2 separate regions of the Homo sapiens genome follow, and region 2 is linked to region 1. A link is a loop called in an ENCODE intact Hi-C map of the cell type or tissue named here. Cell type or tissue: endothelial cell of umbilical vein. All regions are shown on one strand.

Evidence for each region. A loop is a pair of places that touch in the nucleus more often than their neighbours do. Peaks named below come from ENCODE experiments on the same cell type or tissue, not always from the same donor. Only the 100,000 strongest peaks of a DNase experiment are listed, where the experiment ranks them.
Region 2: a loop joins it to region 1, with 2.4 times the contacts of the local background. A loop is called at or near these places in 2 of 110 quality-filtered maps.

What each region holds. Positions count from the first base shown.
Region 1 is chr1:159,211,257-159,219,256 of GRCh38, forward strand. No RefSeq gene overlaps it. Among named protein-coding and RNA genes, the nearest start is that of ACKR1, 10 kb to the left of the region's middle. In endothelial cell of umbilical vein, CTCF peaks have their summits at 459 (motif pointing left) and 3,080 (motif pointing left); DNase peaks (open chromatin) are centred at 285 and 2,995.
Region 2 is chr1:159,591,903-159,599,902 of GRCh38, forward strand. It overlaps the pseudogene OR10J6P. Among named protein-coding and RNA genes, the nearest start is that of APCS, 8.1 kb to the left of the region's middle. RefSeq lists an enhancer at 5,759-6,958. In endothelial cell of umbilical vein, no CTCF peak of the experiment used is centred here; DNase peaks (open chromatin) are centred at 3,189 and 6,479; H3K27ac peaks cover 3,578 bases.

The DNA of each region.
Region 1 (8,000 bases):
ATCTTCTGTAGATTTCCGGCCTGTGAACCTGTTTTTTTGTGTCAATTCATGGCTGACTGGAGCTGAGGACTTCACCACAGTTCCTGAACCACGCATTAAAGAAACAATGCTTCCTTTCCTTTGGGATACTGCCGGGTTTTTGGCCAGCAGGGGAAAACTGGGAAAGGTTGTCATTTTTCATCTTTGCTTGAGGAAAAGTGAGTCACTGAGACTCCCCCAGAGTTCTGGGAGACAAAGTCCTTCACTGGCTCGGAATCAAATTCATAGTCCAGCCACCTCCTCAGATTGCATCATTCTCAGGGAGAGCCCACTACCCCCCTTGGACCGAAAAGTCACCATGCTGATTTTTTTTTTCTTCGGTCTTCTCTCCTTCCTTTTAGTTTCAACTTAGCTCCCCTTCCAACCCTACCCCTTCCCCACCTGTGAACGCTGGTTCCTACTCTCACCTTCTGGCCTCTGTCGCCCCCCTGTGGCAATTGATGTCTCTGCAGTTTTGGGAACAGGATCGCCCTTTAAGGCACTTAGGGGTGTATAATTAATTTCATTTAAAGAATTTGTTGAGTATCCACTACATTCAAGATGCTAGTGAAAGTACTGGAATACTTGGAAATGAATCATACACAATTATTGGCATCAGAATCTCTCTGGGCCCACCTGGTCCCCCATCCCCTTCCTTCCTTCCTTCCTTCCTCGTTTCTCAAAATTTCCCAGTCCTCTCCCAAACAACCTTGAACAAATTTGGATCCCAGAACACATAGAAGATCCACAAATCCCTCAGTCACCTAGACTTCTCAGAGCAAACTTCTATTTCACAGTCAAAGGTCCGTAGCAAATCGCACAGCCTCTAGTCAGTGAGTGTTCCTGTCTCAGTGTCATGTTCAGAAGTGTTCCTTACATGCAGACACACAGAAGATACAAGAGCAAGAAGCTCTTGCCCTTTCACACTCCTCCAGGGTGGTTGCGGTGGATTCTGGAAGCCAACGCACTGAAAGACAATTGCCCAGAGTAGAGGGAATGGGTGTGGAGCCTTGGAGAAGAAAGTTCTTTACAAATTAGTTGGCCCTTTCCTGTCTGTGACCTGATGAAGAGGGGAGGAAGAAGTGGACTGTCTGTGCGATCTGCCTGGATGCTTCCAAAAACACGACCATGCTTCTCCTCCTCCCATCATCTCCCTCAAGCCCCAGAACAGGGTTGTTCCCTTCACATACTGGGTTGATTGACGGGGGACTTCCATGGAATGCTTTGGGGAATGTGACAAGAGCAAGTGAAGGGAAGGTCACTGGGATAGCAAACATATGCAGAAATTAAATAAAGTATTATAGGGATTATGCAAAACCTGCGTTTAAAAATCAATTGCACAAAAACAGGATGGAAGATACCTGGCTCAACAGAAGTTCTTGTAAAAAAAAATTTTTAAAGACTTAGAGGTTTCACTTGGCTACAAGCTAAAGATGATTCAATAGTGCATGTGGTAGCCAAAACACTAATGCAGACTCAACTGCATTAAGAGACAAAGTGTACAGGACGAGGGAGTGCACAGCACCACCCCTGCCCTGGACAGGCCATAGTTAGAATAGAGGGCTTGGCTCTGGGTACTGCATGTTTAAAGGCCACTAACAAATGAGAGTTCTTAAAAAGGGGGTGGCCAGGCTGGGTGCAGCTGCCACGCTTATAATCGTAACATTCTGGAAGGCTGAGGTGGGCAGATTGCTTAAGCCCAGGAGTTCCAGAGCAGTCTGGTCAACAGGATTAAACCCCATCTGAAAACACACACACACACACACACACACACACACACACACACACACACACAAATAATACAAAAATTAGCTGGGCATGGCGGTGTGTGCCCGCAGTCCCAACTACACAGGGGGCTGAGGTGGGAGGATCCCTGGATTCTGGGAGGTCGAGGCTGCAGTGAGCCGTGATCGTGTCACTGCACTCCAGCCTGGGCGACAGAGTGAGACCTTGTCTGGGAAAAAAAAAAAAAAAAGTGAAGACAAGGCAGAGGGAGCTAGTGGCCAAAATGTTGACAATCTAGAGACCATGTTACTTCTACATGGAGAGACTAAAGGTGCAAGGGGGTCAGGGGTGGGGGAGATTTACACTGGAAATGTGTAGAAAATATATAGTTGTCTTTAACTCAACAGTTGTGCTGTTCAAAAAGCATTAGGCATGTATGTAGCTTCAGAATTAGAAACACTGAATGAGAAGAAGTAACAGGGAGGCTGGTTTTGGCTGAATGTTAGGAAGAGCTTTTGACAATTCAATCTGAGCCACAGAGATGGCTGTCACATTCTGGAGGGAGGGAGGGAAGAAGTGGAGGGAGGAAGGAAATGTGTATGAGCAGACCGTGTGTTATGCACTGCTCTGTGTTCTTGTTTTACAGTGGTGAGCATATCAGATGTGGGCCTTGCCTTTGTGGTGTTTGGAGACTAAAGTGAAAGGCAGTAATTAGACACATAAACACACAAATAAATTACAAATGCTGTTATGAGATAACAGCATTTAAGAGAAATGCAAATAAAAAAATTTTCATCTCTGGTGCAAATAAGAGAAAGAAAATAAGAAGGTAAAAGCAATTTGAGTTATGAGTTCATAGCTACAGAAAGGATCCAAGCTGTGGCTTGACGGTAATAAATTATCAAAATGTCACAGAAAGCATTCCCTGAATTGGGTTAAAGCTGGGACCAGTCCAGCTGCTTTCTTTCAAATTGGCAATACATTGGAATCACCTAGAGGAAGATTTTCAATAGTCCTTGATCTAATCCAAGATACCATTAATCATAATTTTTGGAACTAGAAGACTCTGAAACTCTGTGATAATATGTTAAGTGAAAGAACTAGACTAAAATGCATAATCTTTGATTCTGGTGTCTGGGTTTCACTTGTGATGACTTTAATCTCTTTGCTTGCGTTATGGAACTAAATTCCTCTGATTCAGAGCTAGGATACCTTTTCTCTTCAGGAGACCAAACAACGAAGGGATTCCTAGCCAGATATGCACCTGACCTGAATTTTTCCAAGAGGTGGGTACCATTCCAGGCACTAGCTGCTGCAGAGAAATTGTAGCTGGTGCCTGGGGTCCCTCTAGTGGTCAGAAGCTGTCACTTCAATTCGCTTCTCTGGCCCAGGTTTGGCCAGAGAATTAGAGGGATGCAGGAGTCCCGCAAAAAGCAGGCAAAGAAACCTAAATACATGTATATTTCAGAAGGTTCTTCTTTATAATTAACACTAAAAATAGAGGTGACATAACTCACGAATTTCTTTCCAAATTTTTCCTGACCCTTTTTACCTTGTCTTGGCTAATTTAAATTTAGAGAAAGAAGGGAGTTGAGAGAGATACAACTTTTAGAAACCAGAGTAGACAGCTCCCCAGGATACCAGGCCATCAGTTAGGTATTCCAAGTTTCATTTTCATTCCCTGGCAAAATGCAAAACATATCAGAGTTGGGTGGTCAGATAGAGCACTGGGTTGAGTAGGGAGACATGAGTTGTGCATTCTGAGCCGTAGCACTTCGCAGCTTTCTAAGTTTCTAAGAGAAAAAGCAGGTAATGACACCTTCCTTGCCTGGCTCACAGGTCTGATGTAAAGATTAAATGGGATGACTGACAGATGTGGAAGCTCTGAAATCAGTTACAGCTGGGAGGAAATACACTGCAATTAGTATTAAAGAAGAGTTTGCCCTGCAGGCAATTCGAAAAATGTCCATTGCCTTTTGGGGTCACTTCACCCTAAACACAAGTTCTTACAAAGGCAGGAGCACATGGGAGCTGGACTGCTAGGAGTTAGCCTTCCAGCTCTGTCTTTGGGTGTGTTCTCAGCCCTGTGACCAAAGGACTCACGGAATCTGCCTAAAACAGTGTTTCACAGGGACCTCTAAGGAAGAATTCCCTTACAACAGGGGTCAACAGGGGGCAAGGGAAGGGAGCAGGTGATAGTAGTGATGGTAATGGGAGCTGTTGGTGGGTATTTTAATGGCATTTGGGCTGGCTTTTCTGCATTATAGTATTGTTTAGAGAAGGGCTTAAAATGCTCTTGAATTGCCACAAAATCTTTGATCATACTTAACCTTATACAGGGACCCTCAAATGACCACATTGCAACTTTTCTCACAACCCTCTCCTGTGGGTTATGTTCCTTGGTGTCCTTTGGAAGCTCCTTGTTGTGGGAAGGTGGAGCGGTTGGGAGAACTCATCTGCTTATCAGCCACGGAGCTCCCCCAACTCATTGGAAATACATTAACATCACGTCATCTACTAATGCCATTCAAGTTGTGGGCTATGGATCAATATTGGCATCACTGGGGAGCTTGTAGGAAATGCAGACTTTCAAGTTCCATCCCAGATCTGCTGCTGAATCAGAAGCCGCACTTTCACAACATCCTAAGTGATTCGTTTGCACACTGCAGTTTAAGAAGCACCCCACATTTTGTTGGATATTCAAAAAAATGAGAACCTGACTTTAGGGTCTCCTCTCTCCCACCCTACCACTACCTCCAGCAGTCTCCTTGTCTTCCAGATTCCACCTTAAAATTCAGGAATCACCATGCACTGAGGACAGCCCTGCACAAACATCTAGTTCCCATGCTTTAGGAAAAGTGACAAAAACCCACACCGCCTTCCTTTCCCAGGCTCCCTCTGCCCCAGAAAAATAGAACTTCCTCAAATCTTCCCCCAAGGCCGGGTGCAGTGGCTCACACCTGTAATCCCAGCACTTTGGGAGGCTGAAGCAGGAGGATCACCTGAGGTCAGGAGTTCAAGACCAGCCTGGCCGACATGGTGAAACCCCATCTCTACAAAAGTACAAAAATTAGCTGAGCGTGGGGTGGTGCCTGTAGCCCCAGCTACTCGGGAGGCTGAGGGAGGAGAATCGCTTGAACCTGGGAGGCAGAGGTTACAGTGAGCTGGGATTGCGCCACTGCACTCCAGCCTGGGTAACAGAGAGAGACTCTTCTTAAAATAAATAAATAAATAAATCTTCCCCTAAATGGCACAGGTCTGAGCGCTGTGTGGTAATGGGGGACACAACCTTTCTACCTGTCTTTCTTTCTCCTCCTCTGGGTGGGAGGGGCCTCTGGAAAGAAAGGTGACTGTGGGGAGCCATCACTATGTCAGGTGTGATGCAAAAGTAAGGTCAGAAGTGAGTGCTGAGGGGTGCCAAAGAGCTGGGCATAGGATGGAGGAATGTGCCCCTGGAAGGTAGCAGAGAGACCACACAGAGTCACGAGGCATGTGGGGTCTCAGGCTGTGCACCCCCAGACAACAGGACAAGTGGGCACACTCACATGCACATGTGTACACAGCCACGCATGGTCTACTGCTTCTGGACTCTGTGTCCAGGTACACATCGCAGAAGGCAGGTGGAGGCCATGCCACCCCATTCCCAGTGGCCAGACCTTGTCTGTGCTCAGTGGCACAGACACCTTATAGCCCAATCCCCACACTCTGTACACACTCTGCTGATGCCTGAAATGACTGCGACGAGAGATCTCTCTCCTTGGCAAACATTGTCCGCTCTCTGTGCTCCTCTTTTAACACAGACATTTCTCCAAGAGGGGCAATGGATTAAATAACAGACACTACTTGTAAGTTAATGAATCAGAAATGTTGCCGCAGGGAGGGTCGAGGGCAACAGGAGAAAAACAGGCAGCTGAGGAGGGACAAGGAGCTGAATGAAAGAAGGAACAGGGGCACGGCAGCCGGAAGACAGATTTTACCTGCATCACAATTACGCCAAGGATCAGTGCTGGCCTGTAGTGCAGGATGGGGGCCTGGATTACACAGATCTGACTTCTCAGGGATGTATGGGGGAACTAGCATTTCCAGGCTTCTGATGGTCCTCCTGGGCTCCAGCCAGACTCACCTCAAAGCAATTCCACCTGCAGTCACAGTCAATTACACCTCAAAACAATTCCACCTGCCAATCTATCCCTATCACTCCTGCAAGTATCCGTGGCTTCCCCATCATCCTAGTGTAAAGCCAAGCTTAGCACAGCTCCCAAGGTCCTCCCGAAACTTCCCCAAACCTGTCTCTCCAGCCTCATCAATCATGCTAACTTTTAGACATGATGAATGACTAGTGGTTCCCCCAAAGCAAGCCACCTTCCCTCAGGCCTCTGTGCCTTAGTGTGGGGCTGCTCCATTGGCCTGGAAAGCTCTCAACACCTCCCCTTCATCTAGCTAATGCCTACATGTTCGAGACTTAGCTCTGGTGTTTCCTGACCTGAGCCCATCCTCTCTGTCCCCGCAAGCTGGGTTGGTGAGGTAGGTGTGACTGCTCTGTGCTCCTGAAGCACACTGGGCGTAATAATGACTATCGTGTATTATTTAACCTCTGTCCTTATGTGTTTGTTGGTCCCGCTAACCGGGTTTCTTAAGGACAAAGGTTGTGGCTTCCTTTTACTTTCCAGAACATAGCCCAGTGCTGGACAGATAGTATGCATTCCAAATGTCTGTTGTGTATGTTAATGTATGTATTGAGGATAGAAGTTAAGTACAAAACCCTTTGGGAGCTAATGGACTCTTTTTACTAAGGAGAAAAATGGGGCTCTCCAATCAGAAGCTATGCAGCTTGTCCAAGTATCAACTGTTAGAAACCAGAAAATTCTGAGATTTGAACCCAGGTCTATGTTCCAGATGAATTTAAGGTCCTTGTTCCCTTTTCTCTTATGTGCTCAGCTGGTGATAAGTCATAACAGCACTGCCCTGTTGCTGCATTTCCCATCATAAACTCAAGACATTCAGATCTAACCTTCCAGGAGGGACCTTAAAGCGAACCAGATTTTGCTTTTGTGTTTCTATTTTATTATTTATTTATTTATTTAGTGTTTTTTTTTTTTGTTTTTTTTTTGAGTATGCAGTCTCACTCTGTCGCCCAGGCTGGAGTACAGTGTCACGATCTCAGCTCACTGCAACTTCCACCTCCGGGGTTTAAGCGATTCTCCTGCCTCAGGCTTCCGAGTAGCTGGGACTACAGGCATACGCCACTATGCCTGGCTAATTTTTGTATTTTTAGTAGAGATGGGGTTTCACCTTGTTAGCCAGGTTGGTCTCAAACTACTGACTTCAGGTGATCTTCTGGCCTTGGCCTCCCAAAGTGCTGGGATTACAGGCGTGAGCCACCGCTCCCGGCCTGCCTGCTTGTTTTACAGATGGTGGCTGAGGCTCAGGGATGTGGAACGTTCCCACATTACTGTAATACTCACAGCAATATGATAATGTTATCATGTTATTACATCATGGTGGGGCCAAAATGGGATGGCAGGCACTGGGCATGAGGCAGGGGACAAGGATGAGACAGGCTGGTTTTTCTACATCAGCCCAGAATAAATCAAAGCAATGTATATTTATTGACCGTGAGCTTATCTGGGTGCCCGAGCCCCCTCCCAAACCCCAGCAATAGGAGAAAGGTGACCAGGAGAACAAAGGCGGATGTTTCTCCAGCTACCCTCTCAGGTTAGAGGGAGAACTGGACGGAATCCATCACTTGGAGACTGCTTCCTTCTGGCCTCACCACAAGGGGCCACATCCAGATGGAGAAAATAGTTAGGAGGGTCGCACATTTGCATACATTTGCATGTGTTTGCATATTCACACAGAACATGCAGCTCATTCTCAGGCAATTTTCAAGTAAATGTGATTATTGCCACCTTCAGGTTGTCAAGGATAGATTTTGCTCTTCTCACTTTCATTCTCACCCACCCACGGTCTCTGGGCCCTGATACAGGACGAGCCAGTGTGTGCGTGTCGGGGAAGGGGATACGTGAAGGCGCAGGAGCACCAGCACCAAGGAGAGGTGGCACCTGGGGCCAGGCACAAGGGCAGCACAGCAGCCTCTCCTTAGGCTGAATCCTCAAAGCACGCCATGCCGGCTGCTAGGTGACATCTGCTGTGTTCCTGCTAACAACTATGCTGATTGGAATGGACATTCTCAGCAAGTTACATGCTTTTTCACTGGTGAGGTGGCAGTGCAAGACAAAAATCTCTTTGGCACATAG
Region 2 (8,000 bases), 380 kb after region 1:
GGGGGCGGTTACCCTCGTGCTGTTCTCATGATAGTGAGTGAGTTCTCACAAGACCTGATGGCTTTATATGGGACTTTTCCCCCCTTGCTCCACGATCCTCCTTCCTGCCACCATGTGAAGAAGGACATGTTTGCTTCCATTTCTCCATAGTTGTAAGTTTCCTGAAGGCTCCCCAGCACTGTGGAACTGTGAGTCAATTAAATCTCTTTCTTTTATACATTACCCTGTCTTGGGCAGGTCTTTATAGCAGCATGAAAACAGACTAATAAAGATGGAATTTCTGGTAACGTCATCTCGGCATTTTTCTCAGATACAGTTGTTGTCACAACAAAGAAATCAGCAAAAGTCACAGAGGAAACTACTTGAATAATTCAGAATCTATAAAGAAAATGGAAGGATTTGGAGGTGCAATAACCCAGGAACATAGTTGTGTAGTGATTTAATAATTACAGAGATAATCACGCCCTTTCCCATACTTGCCACTAAGGCTGTTAGATACTAGGGGACAAGTAGTACACAAGATGTACAATAAGTTGCTAAAACCAGGAGTCATCTCTAATAAGAAAAGCAATTTTTGAGTCTCTATCTTATACAAGTAACGATCTGATTCTTATTTTTGACTACAGAAAAACAGGTAAGAGCATTTAGCCACATAGCTTCAGGACTGGTTTTAACAGAAGTCCATAAATAATTTTCCTGGATGAGAAGGCTTGCAGGTAGTTTTCTGTGAGTTTTGTGTGGGAGACTCTGGGTGGAGCTCTGAGATTAAAGCAATGAGGCCCCTTAGCTTGGGATATGCCTTAGCTAAAACTTGAGTTGAAGTGGAAATTTAAAAAAAATATTTTATCTGCACTGGATAGGATCAATGTATAGTCACATTTGGAATGCAATGTGGAGACTTTTTAGGTATTCATGAGACTTTGCATTGTTTAGAAATAATAGGTGTCCAAGACCATTCAAATGACAGAAGAAAAAATGAAACATGACCTGAATTGTCTTTAATCCTTATCTTGTCAAGACTAAATAGCTGATTATCATATAAACTAAACTCCATTTGTATTCCAGAATTTTCTATCTCCTTTTCATCTGGCTGGCTGTGGCCACTTTTCTGAGTTTAACATGGGAGATACCTCAAGAGACCACCGTCGAGTTCGGGCACTGGTAAAGGCATCTGCATCATGTCACATTCAACCACAGGATCCAGAAGCAAAGCTAATCTAATGTTATTGACATATTTCACTGAAGCCCATAATCTATGAGGGGTTCACACAGCTGTGCCTGGGGTGAGATGTCAAAGACAAATACTTCATCTAGAGCTCCAGCTGTTGCAACAGCTTCTCTCAGTATCCTTATGGGGATCCTATGAGGATTCAGTATGACAATGCATACAAAACACCTACTCAGTCCCTGTTCTGGCACAGTGCAAGTGCTCAGTGATTGTTAGCTGTAATTATGAGGAGGATGATGATCTAAAATGTAATCACCTGCCCTAACTTCTTTTTATATTCTGACAAATCAAAATGAGCACTCATGCTCCATTTTCAGTTCCTACCCCCAAAACTAATTTTTACCTAACAAAACCAATGCATGGCCTCTGCTAGCAGGAGAAATGATGTAAGCTCTTTCTATATACAAAGAGAGACACCATATCTGACTTTTACACGAATGTATTCTCACTGACAGTAACTAACCAAGGACCAAACACTAACAGGGATTCAAAAGAAGAAAAGATGGTGCCATGTGACAACATATCTTCAACTGAGTTGAGCTACTTTTTTCCCTGAAGAAACATAAGTAGCAGGCCATGTGAGACCAAAGCTTGCTCAATATTCCTAGTGTGATCTGCTTGTAATGAGATCCCCCGGCTCATTTCTGGATTCTCATTGTGCAGACCCAAGGGAGACATGGTAAGTCTCTTGACAAATTGATGCAGTGACTAGAGCTAGACAGAAGAACTTCTCCTCTGAGAGTCTCTTCCTAATCACAGAGTTTAAGGGGGCAGCTCTTCTAGAGCCAAAGCAAAAAGGGCCAAACGGACTCTGTGAATGTCACCCTGTGCTTTAGCCAGAGTCCAGTGAAATGTAAGTGACCCAATAATCTAATAAGGCTGAGAATCAAATAAGGCTAAACTTTTAAAGACATCAAGAGTCTGTCAATTATTTTTCCAGACAAACAATAATCAGATTTCCTAGAATTGTAATGATCTTTTGTAAATTAGTCACAATTATTCTAAAACTGAACACAGATTCCACAGACTGCAGAAGGTGGATGGACACTTTTGGGTCTGAGAAGGCTTCCATGCAAAAGAAAAGTTATTATTCTCTTATTTATTCAAATAGCTCTCGTAATCATCAGTTTCTTAAGTCATTGAGTCCTCCTTCCCTGGCTCCTTAGATCTATTTTGTTTAAAAAAGAAAGGAAAGGGAAGGAAAATAAGGGAAAGGAAGGGAGGGGATGGAAACTCTACCAAAAAGGCAGGTCACTATTTTTTTTAAGTGTGCAATTCCTTTACACACAAAATATATTTATAGAAGTTTTGCCTACCTGCATATTTTAATTTTTTTAACACAGATTCTGTTTCCAGCAACAAATTTTGCTTATAAAGACCAAAATATTTGGGGGCATCCATGGCTGTTGTAATAATTTCTTCCCCTTGCAAATGGCATTTCCTTTACACTTTCAAATTCTGTTTTCCCCTCCACTTTATTTTCCTTTTTCCTCTGGTAGGAATATTGACTTCATGACTAACATTTTGATGCATGAGCACATTTCAGTATTTTTACTCTCCCACAGGGTTTTTATCCTTCTGGAATGTATAAATCATTTTGAAAGCTTCTTTCTGTTCTATACTGTGCTTTTGAGATTATCCACTGGCGTGTTCCCTCTACAGAAACACCCTTAGGGTTCAGCCAGAGAAGGTCCAGATTTGGGTGGTAGAAGGGCTGCTGCTACTGTGCTCAGCTGCACTCGCTTCTGGCTGGGTGGAGACTCATAAAAAGCAACCAGTAGAAAAAAAAGAGAGAGAGAGAGAGAGACAGAGAGAGAGAGAGAGGTAGCCATCTGGTGCTAACATAGCCCTTAAGTTCACTGAGACACATTCTAACCACTGAGAACTCACCCTGGCAAACCTCCGCAGGTGAGACCAACCCACCCATTCCATACATTTCTTTGGCTCCATGGTACCCTCTGGGACCTCTTCTCCCTTCCCAAGCTAAACGTTGGTGTTCATTGCTCCCTGATTTTGTGTGTGTAAGGCTCTAAGAAGACCGAGGAGAACTAACAATGTGATTTCCTCCTGTGTCCCAGACTTCCTTATCTCTCTCACCAGGGCCTTCCTCACTTCCAGGGACAGTAACAGCTGTGTATTTGACATTTGAGCCATAATTTCTAACAGTAATAATTTTAGATTGCTTCTGCACCTCAGAAAGTGACAGGTTAAAAAATGAGACAACAAGGCAATTGCCCTTAATCTCAAAGGGACTCTAAAACATCGCTGATAGGTAGCGAAATGAAGTGAAACACATAAGAGAACTCCTTTCATGGAGAGTGATGTGGCTGGGAAGAACACTTGGAAAAATCAGGGCGAGCAATGGCACCTGCTCTAGGAGGTATGGATGGCCACTAAGTGCACTAAGTGCACTCTGTGCAGGACAAAGCCCAATCACTGTAGGGCTTGTTTGTTTGTTTGGGCTAAGCCTAGTGTTGGGAGATCCCTTTAGCTGAGCTCCACATGCAGGAGAAATGATAGCTTCCCCTGTGGCAGGGCTTTACCTTTCCCTCACACACCACACACTTTTCCTCCAAATAAATACTAAACAATAAGGAAAGAACATTGGTTTGAAGGGGCTATTCTTGCTCCCACATCTTACACTGACCTTTCATTTTTGCATTTGTTTCCCCACATTTTATGAATATCTTGTATTAAGATATTATTTTGTTGCCCATTCAATCCAATTCAAATGTATACCACAGGTAATAAACTTCTTTTCCTGGGCTTATGTACCTGACCCAGTTTCCCTGCATCTAGTGGGTCCTTAGCCATCTTGTCTATAGCTTCACAATTTATTCCAAGAAAGTAAATTTATATTTACATGAAACATATTTACAACAAATTGGTGGCTGATTTGGGGTGAAAGCAGCACTTTTCAGCTCCTAAATTAAAGATACCAGAAGATTTTTCCTCCTCCTGATTTAATTCAGTTTTGTACTTTCCTCCCTTCCCTACTCCAAATATGTTTATAGTTTTCCTGGCTCAACATAGCCTTAACCATATTTTGTCACTCATTGCAATAGGCTCATCAGGAAAGGGAAAAGGCACATGAGATCTGTTTTTCTCGTCTAACATATTAACAAAATTCTTCTTTATTTACTCCACATAATCAGGCTTTCCAGCCCAAGACTCTGCTAGATTTGTGGCAATAAGGTCATTGGTAGCCTCCTTCTTAATCAATTGAATATATGTTTTCAGTTGTCATCCTCCTTGACTTCTCCAAGTTATTTATGAGTTATAATTTTATGCTTAAAATATTTTAAAATGAGCCATTATCATCACTGTGAAAATGATAAAAGTTAAAGTTCCCTATAGCACCCCCAGCACAATATAACTGTTAATTCATGATAATATCAAGTTCATATTCTTTCAGACTTTTTTCCCCCACATATGCAAATATTTATGAACATCCACAAACACACACACACACACACACACACACACACACACACATGCAAATATTCCTAACCATATGGCAGCATATCATAGTATTGTTCTCTAAATAGCTCGTTTTGTGGTTGTTATTTAATGTATTCCACACATCTGTTCATGGTAGGACACCATAACAGCACAGTCCAGCATAACTTTTACCAACAAAAGAAAATGTTTGATAGCTGAGCTATCCAATATGGTGGCCACTAGTCACATGTAGCTTTTTATCACTTGAAATGTGGCTAGTATGACCGACTAAGTGAATTTTTAATTCTCTTTTATTTTAGTTAATTTAAATTTACACAGCCATAGCTCCATCCTATCCTTTCTAAAAAGCTGCTTGGAGTTCCACTGTCACTCTCTTTAATCTTTGCCTATCCAACTGGTATCTCAGTGGTCTCTTAAGGCAAATTCCTTTAATTTTAGTGACACACTCATTTCTACTCGAAACATTTGCCTCATTTTCCATGATGGACTATTTTCTAAAACACCCACAATATTTCCTAGATTCCTAGTGGCAGTTCCCTAAGTGTGCCAAAATCCCCCAGCCTGTTAGTGTTACTTGTTATTTAAGCAAAATGATTCAAATCATCATTTGATACATGATGGAAATCCCAGGCTCACTCACCAAATTTCTAGCAAATATTGTGTGTGCTTGTAAGGGGGATGGGAGGGCAGGAGAAGGCCTTGTATTTCTTCTAGTCATTACAAGCTAGTGGTTTTTCTTCCTCAGTCTGGAACTTACTCCTTGCACATACCTTTTTCTGCACTGTGCCATCATCCACTTCTCTTTACTTCCTAACTACCACCAACTGAAAATTATACATATAAAAGCTTTAAACAAAGTCTCTTGAGGCTCTCAAGGGAGTTTACATTACAGTATAGTTCAGCAAACAATTTTAAATCAAATAGTACACCTCTTTATTCTTAGAATTCCCTCTGCCAAAAAAGAAATCAGCTACTTTTTTTTAAATTCAAGGTCCAACTTTCTGTTGTGTTGCTGATTCTCTTCTCTCTTTTTCCAACGACTTCCACTTCTCTCTCTAGTTTACATGTCTCCAAACCTTAAGCCTCTGTTAATACTTTCACAATAAGTCAATTTTGCCAACGGTTTGCCTCCCCTAGACCATCTAGGCTGGGCCCAGAACACCTCATCTTCACTCCCACTGAAGTGTTCCTGAAGGTCAGCTCTCACTGACCTTGATTCTGCTCCCCTACACTGTCACCAGAAGCTATCCACCTATGGTTCTAATTCAGTAAGTCCAACTCTCTCACCCCCTTTTTTTGTCTCAGCTGTGTGGGCTTTCCCAGGATGGCATGCAATGGGACCCCTGTGCCATGCATATTGTAAAGGAAAATGCCTCCCTCCATGCGCTACAAAACAGCACATTTATGATGGCACTTTGAAAAGATATGGGTTGTGGTGTCACATATTGACAATTCCTTGGCCAGAGGCTTAACAGTGCCAGCAGTGCCAGAAGATTAAGAAGACAGCAAAAACAGAAAAGGGAGAAGATGGTGAAGTAGTTATATAACATGAGCGAGAATGCTCCTGATTACAAAGCAGAGAAATTGACTTTTTTTCTTAGTGTTTTCTATAGTCATTGCTCTATCCCTGTTCTAGAATTCAAGTCATGATAAGAATTTCTTCACGTTGACTTCCTGCATTGCTTTCAGACATTGCAATTAAAGAATGCGAAGAAAGAACCTCACAGAGGTAACAGAGTTTGTTTTCCTGGGATTCTCCAGATTCCACAAACATCACATCACTCTCTTTGTGGTTTTTCTCATCCTGTACACATTAACTGTGGCTGGCAATGCCATCATCATGACCATCATCTGCATTGACCGTCACCTCCACACTCCCATGTACTTCTTCCTGAGCATGCTGGCTAGCTCAAAGACAGTGTACACACTGTTCATCATTCCACAGATGCTCTCCAGCTTCGTAACCCAGACCCAGCCAATCTCCCTAGCAGGTTGTACCACCCAAACGTTCTTCTTTGTTACCTTGGCCATCAACAATTGCTTCTTGCTCACAGTGATGGGCTATGACCACTATATGGCCATCTGCAATCCCTTGAGATACAGGGTCATTACGAGCAAGAAGGTGTGTGTCCAGCTGGTGTGTGGAGCCTTTAGCATTGGCCTGGCCATGGCAGCTGTCCAGGTAACATCCATATTTACCTTACCTTTTTGTCACACGGTGGTTGGTCATTTCTTCTGTGACATCCTCCCTGTCATGAAACTCTCCTGTATTAATACCACTATCAATGAGATAATCAATTTTGTTGTCAGGTTATTTGTCATCCTGGTCCCCATGGGTCTGGTCTTCATCTCCTATGTCCTCATCATCTCCACTGTCCTCAAGATTGCCTCAGCTGAGGGTTGGAAGAAGACCTTTGCCACCTGTGCCTTCCACCTCACTGTGGTCATTGTCCATTATGGCTGTGCTTCCATTGCCTACCTCATGCCCAAGTCAGAAAACTCTATAGAACAAGACCTCCTTCTCTCAGTGACCTAAACCATCATCACTCCCCTGCTGAACCCTGTTGTTTACAGCCTAAAGAACAAGGAGGTCAAGGATGCCCTATGCAGGGCCATGGGCAGAAACATTTCTTAATGCATTATTCCTCTATATAAATATACATTTAGTCATAGAAATGTGTGTCCTTACTTACATTAAACAACCTTACGACTCTGTCCCATGCAGTCTATGCTGCAATGGGATGTGCATGTCTTGCTTTGGTATATTTACTACAAAATCTTAGTCTCTGTTTCCATATATTTCAAAGTTTTGTCCAGGCATTTTCAACTAGGGATGTGAGAGGTCAAGGAGAATGGGCATGATTTTTAGGAAAGAGCATCCAAATTTCTAGGATGAAGAAAGGGACTTTTAAAAGTATATTAAATATGATTATATTGTGTTTAAAAAATAAAAAGCAATGTGTCTCATTTTTGTAATGCAATCTACAGAAAATAAAACTACAAAATCATCGCAGCAAGGTAAGGATAGTCAATAATGATGGATTCCCTTGAAAGAAAATAGTATCAGAATTGTCAGGGAAAAGTGAGATGAGCGTATTAAATTTAAAAAAAAATAGGAAAGTTGGAAAACACTGGCTTAGTCCTTGAAAATTTAGTCTTTATTATTCAATTTATGCTAAAGCCTTTGCTTTTATCCAGTGTAGTCGTCAGATGCTGGCCATGGCCACAGATCATACTTAACTCTCACCTTTCTAATCTAAATTCCCTAATTGAATTCTTTCTGGCTGCTGGTTCTCTCCATGGGATCAAC